2 separate regions of the Homo sapiens genome follow, and region 1 is linked to region 2. A link is a loop called in an ENCODE intact Hi-C map of the cell type or tissue named here. Cell type or tissue: K562. All regions are shown on one strand. Links, peaks and the distances in the headings refer to the core of each region. The heading gives the core; the rest is flanking DNA.

Region 1 (4,409 bases), core at 216-4,215, 160 kb before region 2:
ATTGCAGCAGACAGGCAGGTGGAGAATCACTTCACATACAGACGTTACTTTGACCCAAACTTTTTCATGAGTTTCGTGGAGATGTCATGAGCTCCAATGTTTTCTATTTTTTTCTAGCCAGTTCAGTTTCACACATACTTGGGTATTCTTGGAATAATTCATTTGCTGTAGAAATTCTTCAGCTGTCTTCATTGCAGCCTTCCTCTCTTGGGGATTAGCATCTTTACCTAAAATACAAGGTAAATTAAAGAGAAAGAACTTCAGAGAAGGAAGACATTCTATGATTAAGAAATACTTGTGTACCATAATAAACATGATTATAATTGAAGTTAAATACAGCAGTGAAAGAATAGCAAAATTGGCCGGGTGCGGTGGCTCACGCCTGTAATCCTAGCACTTTGGGAAGCCAAGGCAGGTGGATCATGAGGTCAAGAGATCGAGACCATCCTGGCTAACACGGTGAAAGCCCATCTCCACAAAAAATACAAAAAAATTAGCTGGGCGTGGTGGCGGGCTGCACTCCAGCCTGGGCGACGGAAAAAAAAAAAAAAAAAAAAGAATAGCAAAAATTTCCTGGTATATTAAGTGTATTTAACAATACAGGAAAAAACGTTATTTGTAAAACAATTCTTTTTATATTGCCCAAATGCTTTTTTTTTAACTCCATAATCCCTGGTATATGATGTTGGTAGGAGGAAAATGGCTGCATTTTATGTGAGACATTTATAGATCATGTCTTAATTAAAAGGTGGGCTTTTTTTTAAAATCAAAAAATATATTTTATTTACCCTTATAGAGGAAATATCTATAAATCTGAAATACAGCATCGTCAATGGAATTTTTTACCTTTCCATACGAAAATTTGTTTGGCAGCCCCGTGGTCCAAAATAAAGCATTCTTCAGACAGCAGCATTGCCATTGAGAAGGGGTTTTCTTCTGCCACCACAGTCACTCTCATGGAGCCACTTGCATCTGAAACCTAATATAAAAACCATGACCTCCATGTTTTCATTTGGGGATGATAAGGATGTTCTATAATTAGATTATGGTAATGGTTGTACAACTCGGTAAATGTCATCAAATAAAAAGCATTGAATTGTACACTTTAAATGCAAGAATTTTATGGTGTATAAATTATATCTCAATAAAACTGTTTCAAAGAAAATGAAAAGAATCCACAAGACTAATTATACTCTAATTTTTTTGAAAGTCCTTTGGGGTAAAGGAACTACAAATAAAAAGTTAAGTTTTGACACTGTGCCTAAAACATCAGAAAAGAATAGTGATAATAATAATGGCTGAGGTCTATTCAGATGCTCTTATGTACTAAGCATCATGTAATTAACTTTCCATGATTATTTCTTGTACATTTTAGAGTAATCTTTTCAAGTAGGTAATAATCTTAAAATCATTACATACACACAAGATGAAGTTTAAACAATCACTCAGTCAACATTTACTGTCTACCATATACCAGTCGCTTTGTTAAGGAGGATATTGATATAGTTTATGCACAAAGATTTTTTCAACATAGGTCCTGCAATTTAAGTAAACTTTGTATAAATTATCAAAGTAAATTTCTTCTGTCACATTTAGAAATGACTACAGACTATTAAAACAAATTTTTAAGTGGTCTTACAAAATTGAAAGTGATATTCATGTGCAGGTTAGGATTTACTGGTTTTCAATGGCCAGCTTGTATGCTACAGTTTAGTTACCTATTATACAGATTCCAGAGCCCTCCCTAGATTAGTGGAGTTTTGCAGGACCAGGGTGGAGTCTGAATTCTGTAGTTTTGAAAATGCCCCAGGTGATTTTGCTTGCCAGCCTTGTTAAGAAACCCGAATTATTTTCAAAGGAACTTTATACTTTATATCCATGTAATACAGCATAGCTCCACTAGAGGAAGCTATGACTCAGGATGAATATTTTCCCATTTAAAAATACTTCTTTAGTTCATAATGCTGTCCAGGAGGGAGAACAGTTTTGGTTGATGATGTGAAATAAAAGATATCTGTTAGGCTGTTGAAAATGAGTTTTAGAAATAGTAATTTTTAAAAGCAGTCACAAAATATTTAGCTAACACTTTCTGTATGGCTCATATTAAAATTACCAGTATTTAGCAGAAATGGTAACCATATTTCCTTTTGCATCTAGAAGAAAAAAAATCCACTTATTCATTATGAAAAGGAAATTACGCTAAACAAGTTATTAATTTGGTCTTCATGTAAAATCACAGAGTTTCGGAGCCAAAAATCCCTTAAAGAGCAGCAAATATAGTTTCTTTCTGTTACAGATGAGAAAACTACTAAATTCTGCATGGAGATTTACGATCTGCTCCAAATCACACGCTTAGAAAGTTGCAAGGGGAGGGAACACTGGAAGAATACCACTGTAGCAACCTCCTTAACTGGAGTGTCTTGCAGTTTTTGTTACCCTCAACAGAAAAAACAAACAAACAAAGAATAAAAAAAACTATAGAGTTGGAAGGAACCTACTTTCTTTGTTGTGTGTGCATAAGAATACTTAGACCCAGAGTGGTTATGTCCTGTGCAAAGTCATGCTCCTAATCATGTGCTATAGAGCTGATATGGAAGTAGGTAGGTTAATGCCTGGAACAGAACTGTTTTTACCCTGTTTCCCTCCAGCTGTTTCATTTGGTAGCTCAGCCCTCCTGTAACAAAGAACTCCTTCATTATGGCTAAAGACAATGTTTTAAATAGGGTGAAGACTTTACATTCTTATCAAGAATTTATAAGAAAAAGCTGATAAAATATTTTTACTCCATAAAGGAAACATTGTATTGAGTATTATATATCAAAAGATCGTTGCAAACTAGTACAGCAACAATATATAATTTTATGAAGTCACAGCAATAAGTTCACATATTTGTTGTTTTTCATAAAAATAACAAAAAGTATTAAAACTTAATTAAAAAAACATACAAGAGCAAAGAACTGATTCTATCTACACATTGCTCTTGGAGAGCAATGAGGAGAGTTCTCAACTGCAGCAACGGGAATCCCGCCCAATACAGGCCTCCCTAGCTACATCCAGTACTGTTGAAACAATAAATTTGGTTACAGTGAACTCACCATGTATAGTTTAGCCATTTTCCTGTTACTTATGTCTGCTATAATGTCATCATCATCACCTCCATCTGGAAGCTCTGGCTTTTCCCCTAAGACCTGGAAAAAAGTGAGCAGTGGATGCAAAGATAAAGATCTCCCATTGAAGGATGCAGAGTTAGAAAAATACACTTATAAAGACATGGATTATAAAATATTTGCAATTAAAATGACCAGGCTCAAACACTTCTCATCAATGCATACAAGGTAGTCCTTTTCATATAGGCCAAATCAATCAATTGCATTAAGTAAACAAGCACTGAGGTTGCTTGTTTGCAACCTCAAACAATGAATTTCAAGAAAGGAAAATCCCTAATTTGAGAGCCTAGGTGTCCATATTACTGAAAGCTAGAAGGAATTAATTAAAATTTGAGCTCTATGTTCAGCTCTGCAGCAGAATTTCTTCTATGACCTCTGCTTCTAGAAATAATCTCTCAGTTTTATGAGTTTATTATAATAAAGATTTGAATCAAAATTACTATTTGGAGGTAAAATACTACTATAATTATTGACATATAGGATGAAGTGCAAGCTCTTGATCACCCAAATCATGCTTCGTTTTCTGCTGTATCCTTGGCACTTGGAACAGTTCTTGGGACATAGTATACGCAGAGTAAGTGTTTGTCAAAATAATGAATAAATGAATTTATCTATTCTGTGCATATGTGATGCAATCCAAAAGTCCAAAAAAGTGTTTGGTAGAAAATACATTTGAATCTGCTTTGAATTTCTTTATATTAAAATAAAAAATATGTCTATGAGTACCTTAATTAATTTATTAATTAACACAAACAGCATAGAATGTCAAGGACAGGAATCAAATATAAACTTATTTTAAATAATTTAATTTTTATAATATAGATATAAATTCAAGTTTAGAAAATGCAAAGATGTTCATTTAGATACAACAAATATTTAACACACAATAAGTTCCTTACATAATGTGTTTTATATTCGCTATTCCTTACAATATATTGCATAAAAATGTGTACTGCAAAATACCAGAAAACAATAAAAATGTACTTTAATCCTTGCATGAGTGTAAGTACACTCTCAAATTTAGAGATGCATCAGAGAACTTATGTCCTCTGGGAACATACCTATCTTTTTATTTGTACTGTGATCAATAAAATGTTTTAGATACTGTACATGCTAAATGATTGTAATGCAGTTTTTCTTTTTTTGCTAAAAATAGAATCAAGCAAAAAAAAAAAAAAAAAAAACTAAAACACTTGTGACCAAAAGCTTTTTAAAAAAACACTTTTGCTAGAAGTATGTATA
Region 2 (4,409 bases), core at 88-4,087:
GTAACTTCCAGGTGTTGCTGTGGCAATGGTAAACTGACACAGCACACTGATGGGCCTGTGCTATGAAAAGCTGCTTCTGCCCCAGCCTTGTTTTATCTAGTCCTCCATTTTGGTCTGGTATCTGAGCCCTCCCTCCAGAGTCAAGTCTTGCCTCCTAACTTAATATTGCAGGCTACTACCAAAACAGCATGGTACTCATATAAAAGCAGGCATATAGACCAGTGAAACAGAATACAGAACCCAGAAGTAAAGCCAAATACTTACAACCAACTGATCTTTGACAAAGCATAAGAAAACATAAGTTGAGAAACAGATAACCTATTTAATAAATGGTGCTGGAAAAACTGGCTACATGTAGAAGAATAAAACTGGATCCCTATCTCTCACTTTATTCAAAAATCAACACAAGATGGATAAAAGACTTACCATCTAAGATCTGAAACCACAAAAATTCTAGAAGATAACCTTCTGAACATTGGCCTGGGTAAAGAATTCATGACTAAGATCTCAAAAGCAAATGCAACTAAAACAAAATAAATAAATGAGATCTGATTAATTAAAAAGCTTCTGCACAGCAAAAAAAAAAAAAAAAAAAAAAAATCATCAGAGTAAATAGTCAAGCCACAGAATGGGAGGAAATCATTTGCAAATTGTGCATCTGACAAGGGACTAGTATCCAGAACCTATAAGAAACTCAAACAAATCATGAAAATAAAAAACAAATAATCTCATTAAAAATTGGGCAAATGACATGAATAGACATTTTCAGAAGAAGATATACAAATGGCCAAAAAACATATGAAAAAATGCTCAACATCACTAATGATCAGGGAAATGAAAATTAAACCACAATGAGGTATCATCTTACTCCTTCAAGAATGGTCGCTATAAAATAGTCGAAAAACAATAGATGTTGGTGTGGATACAGTGAAAGGGTGACACTTATACACTGCTGGTGGGAATGTAAATTAGTACAACCTCTATGGAAAACAGTATGGCAATTACTTAAAGAACTAAAATTAGACCTGCCATTTAATCTGGCATTCCCACTATTGGGTATTTACCCAAAAGAAAGGAAGTCATGATATGAAAAAGACACATGCACGCATATGTTTATTGCAGCTCAATTCATAACTGCAAAGATCTGGAACCAACTTAAATGCCCATTGACCAATGAGTGGATAAAGAAAATGTGGTATATATACACCATGGAATACTACTCAGCCATAAAAAGCAATGAAATTATGTCTTTTGCAGCAGCTTAGATGGAGCTGTAGGCCATTATTTAAAGTGAAGTAACTCAGGAATGGAAAACCAAACACCGTATGTTCTCACTTATAAGTGACAGCTGAGCTATGAATAGGCAAAGGCATACAGGGTGATATAATGGACTTTGGAGACTCAAAAGGGGGATAGAGGAGAGTTGGTGAGGGATAAAAAACTACATATTGGCTACAATGTGACGGGTGATGGATGCATTAAAATCTCAGCCTCAGAATTTCCCACCCTGTAATTCATCCATGTAACCCAAAACCACTTGTACCCCAAAAGCTATTTGAAATAAAAAAATTAAATTAAAAATGTAATATGTATACTTTAATGGAATATTATTCAGCCATAAAAAGCAATTGAAGCTCTTCATTTATATAGAATATGAGGTATAAGCAATAGTGACAGAAAGGTAGATGATAAATAATAAGTGGTATAGCTATGGTTGCTATTATGTCTATATCTATGTATAATTACACTTTTGATTGGTGTTTTCCTAATAACTAACAATGTTGAGGATCTTTTTATGTGCTTATTGGCCATTTGTATATCTTCTTTGGAACAATGTTTATTTCAGCTTTTTCCCATTTTGTAATTAGGTTATCTTTTTGTTGTTGAGTTGTAGAAGTTCTTTGTATGTTTTTGATATTAAGCTCATCATATATATAATTTCCAAATATATTTTCCCATTCTGTAGATTGTCTTTTCACTTTCTTGATAATACTCATTGAGTCACAAAGTTTTTAATACTGATGAAGTCCATCCTGTCTTTTCTGTTGTTGTTATTTGTGTTTTTTTGGTCTCATATCTAAGAACTCATTGTCAAATCCAAATTTTATTCTATGAGTTTTATAGCTTTAACTCTTATATTTAGGTCATTAACCCACTTTTTAGTTAATTTTTGCACACAATATGGGGAAAGGGGTTCAACTTTATTCCTTGACATGTAGAAATTCAATTGCCCAGCACCATTTCTTGAAGTGACTATTCTTCTCCTATTGACTAGACTTGGTGTCTTTGTTTGTTTATTTATTTATTTTACTTTAAGTTCTGGGATACATGTGCAGAGTTTGCAGCTTTGTTACATAGGTATACGTGTGCCATGGTGGTTGCTGCACCTGTTGACCTGTCCTCTAAGTTTCCTGCTCTTGTCCCCCAGCCCCCAACAGACCCTGGTGTGTATTGTTCCCCTCCCTGTGTCCATATGTTCTCATTGTTCAACTCGTACTTATGAGTGAAAACATGTGGTGTTTGGTTTTCTGTGCTGTGTTAGTTTGCTGAGGATGATGGCTTCCGGTTTCATCCATGTCCCTGCAAAGGACATGAACTCATTCCTTTTTATGACTGCATAGTATTCCATGGTGTATATGTACAACATTTTCTTTATCCAGTCTGTCATTGATGGGCATTTGGGTTGGTTCTATGACTTTGCTATTGTAAATAGTGCTGGAATAAACATATGTGTGCATGTGTCTTTATAGTAAGTCATGGATATTAGACCTTTGTCAGATGGGTAGATTGCAAAAATTTTCTCCCATTCTGGAGGTTGTCTGTTCACTCTGATAATAGTTTCTTTTGCTGTGCAGAAGCTCTTCAGTTTAATTAGATCCCATCTGTCAATTTTGACTTCTGTTGCAATTGCTTTTGGCATTTTGATCATGAAGTCTTTGCCCATGCCTATGTCCTGAATGGTATTGCCTAGGTTTTCTTCTAGGGTTTTTATGGTTTTGGGTTTTACACTTAAGTCTTTAATCCATCTTGAGTTAATTTTTGTATAAGGTGTAATAAAGGGGTCCATTTTCAGTTTTCTGCATATGGCTAGTCAGTTTTCCCAGCACCATTTATCGAATAGGAGATCCTTTCCCTATTGCTTGTTTTTGTCAGGTTTGTCAAAGATCAGATGTGTGGTCTTTGTTAAAAATCAATTGACCATAGGTGTATGAGTTTATTTTTGGATTCTGAATTCTATTTCATTCATTTATGTGTCTATCCTTATGCCAGTGCCACACTGTTTTGATTATTTAGTTTTGTAATAAAACCAGCATTTTAATCAGTTTGGGCAGTGTTTAGTCATTCAGGCTGCTATGACAAAAATACCATAGACTGAGTGACTTTAACAATATAAATTTATTTCTCAGACTTCTGGACGTTGAGAAGTCCAAAATTAAAGTGCCAGAATGGCTGGGTACTGATGAGGGACCTCTTCCTGGCTTACAGATAGTTATCCTCTTGCCATATTTTCATGTGGTGGACAGAAAGTGAACTCTAGTCTCTTTCTTTTTTTTTTTTTTTTTTTTTAAGACAGAGTCTCGCTCTCCCACCCAGGCTGGAGTGCAGTGGCATGATCTCGGCTCACTGCAAGCTCCTCTTCTCGGGTTCAAGCGATTCTTCTGCCTCAGCCTCCTGAGTAGCTGGGACTACAGGCAGTCACCACCACACCTGGCTAATTTTTGTGTTTTTACTAGAGACAGGGTTTCACCACATTGGCCAGTCTGGTCTCGAACTCCTGACCTGGTGATCTGCCTGCCTCGGCCTCCCAAAGTGCTGGGATTACAGGCATGAGCCACCGTGCCCGGCCCTCTTTCTCTTTTTAAAAGCAGATCTCATCTAAATCTCATTACCTCCCAAAGGCCCCACTTCTTAATTTCATACCATTGAGGGTTAGGTTTCAACAAAAAATGATTTAAGGGGACACAAACCTGCAGTCCATAACAAGCAGGTAGTGTGGGTCAACTATGGTTTTGTTTTTAACAAATGTTTTGACTGTTCAAAGCCTCTTGCAATTCATATGAATTTGAGGATCATCTTTTCCACTTCTGCTAAAAAGCTGTGGCAGTTTGGATAGGGATTGCATTGAACCTGTAGATCACTTTGGATAGAGTTAATGTTTTAACAATATTAAGTCTTCTTACCTATGAGCATGAGTTGTTGCTCCATTTATTCAGTTTTTTCAAAATTTGTTTCAACAATGCTTTATAGTTTTCAAGTAAACTATAAAACAAAAGTTTTGCAAATTTTGGTTAAATTTATTTCCTAAATATGTATATTATTATTTAAATGCTATTGTAAATGAAATTGCTTTATTAATTTCCTTTTTGCATTGTTCACTGCAAATATTATAGGAACAAAATTGATTTTCG

The links. Peaks named below come from ENCODE experiments on the same cell type or tissue, not always from the same donor. Only the 100,000 strongest peaks of a DNase experiment are listed, where the experiment ranks them.
Region 1: a loop joins it to region 2, with 4 times the contacts of the local background. A loop is called at or near these places in 6 of 110 quality-filtered maps.

Annotation. Positions count from the first base shown.
Region 1 is chr7:12,621,580-12,625,988 of GRCh38, reverse strand. SCIN (scinderin) reads right to left here. Exons shown (of 16, transcript NM_001112706.3): 5 at 3,096-3,188; 6 at 847-979; 7 at 139-227. Among named protein-coding and RNA genes, the nearest start is that of SCIN, 53 kb to the right of the region's middle. In K562, for the core only: a CTCF peak has its summit at 1,900; DNase peaks (open chromatin) are centred at 1,918 and 2,578.
Region 2 is chr7:12,460,177-12,464,585 of GRCh38, reverse strand. No RefSeq gene overlaps it. Among named protein-coding and RNA genes, the nearest start is that of C7orf78, 42 kb to the left of the region's middle. In K562, for the core only: no CTCF peak of the experiment used is centred there; no DNase peak of the experiment used is centred there.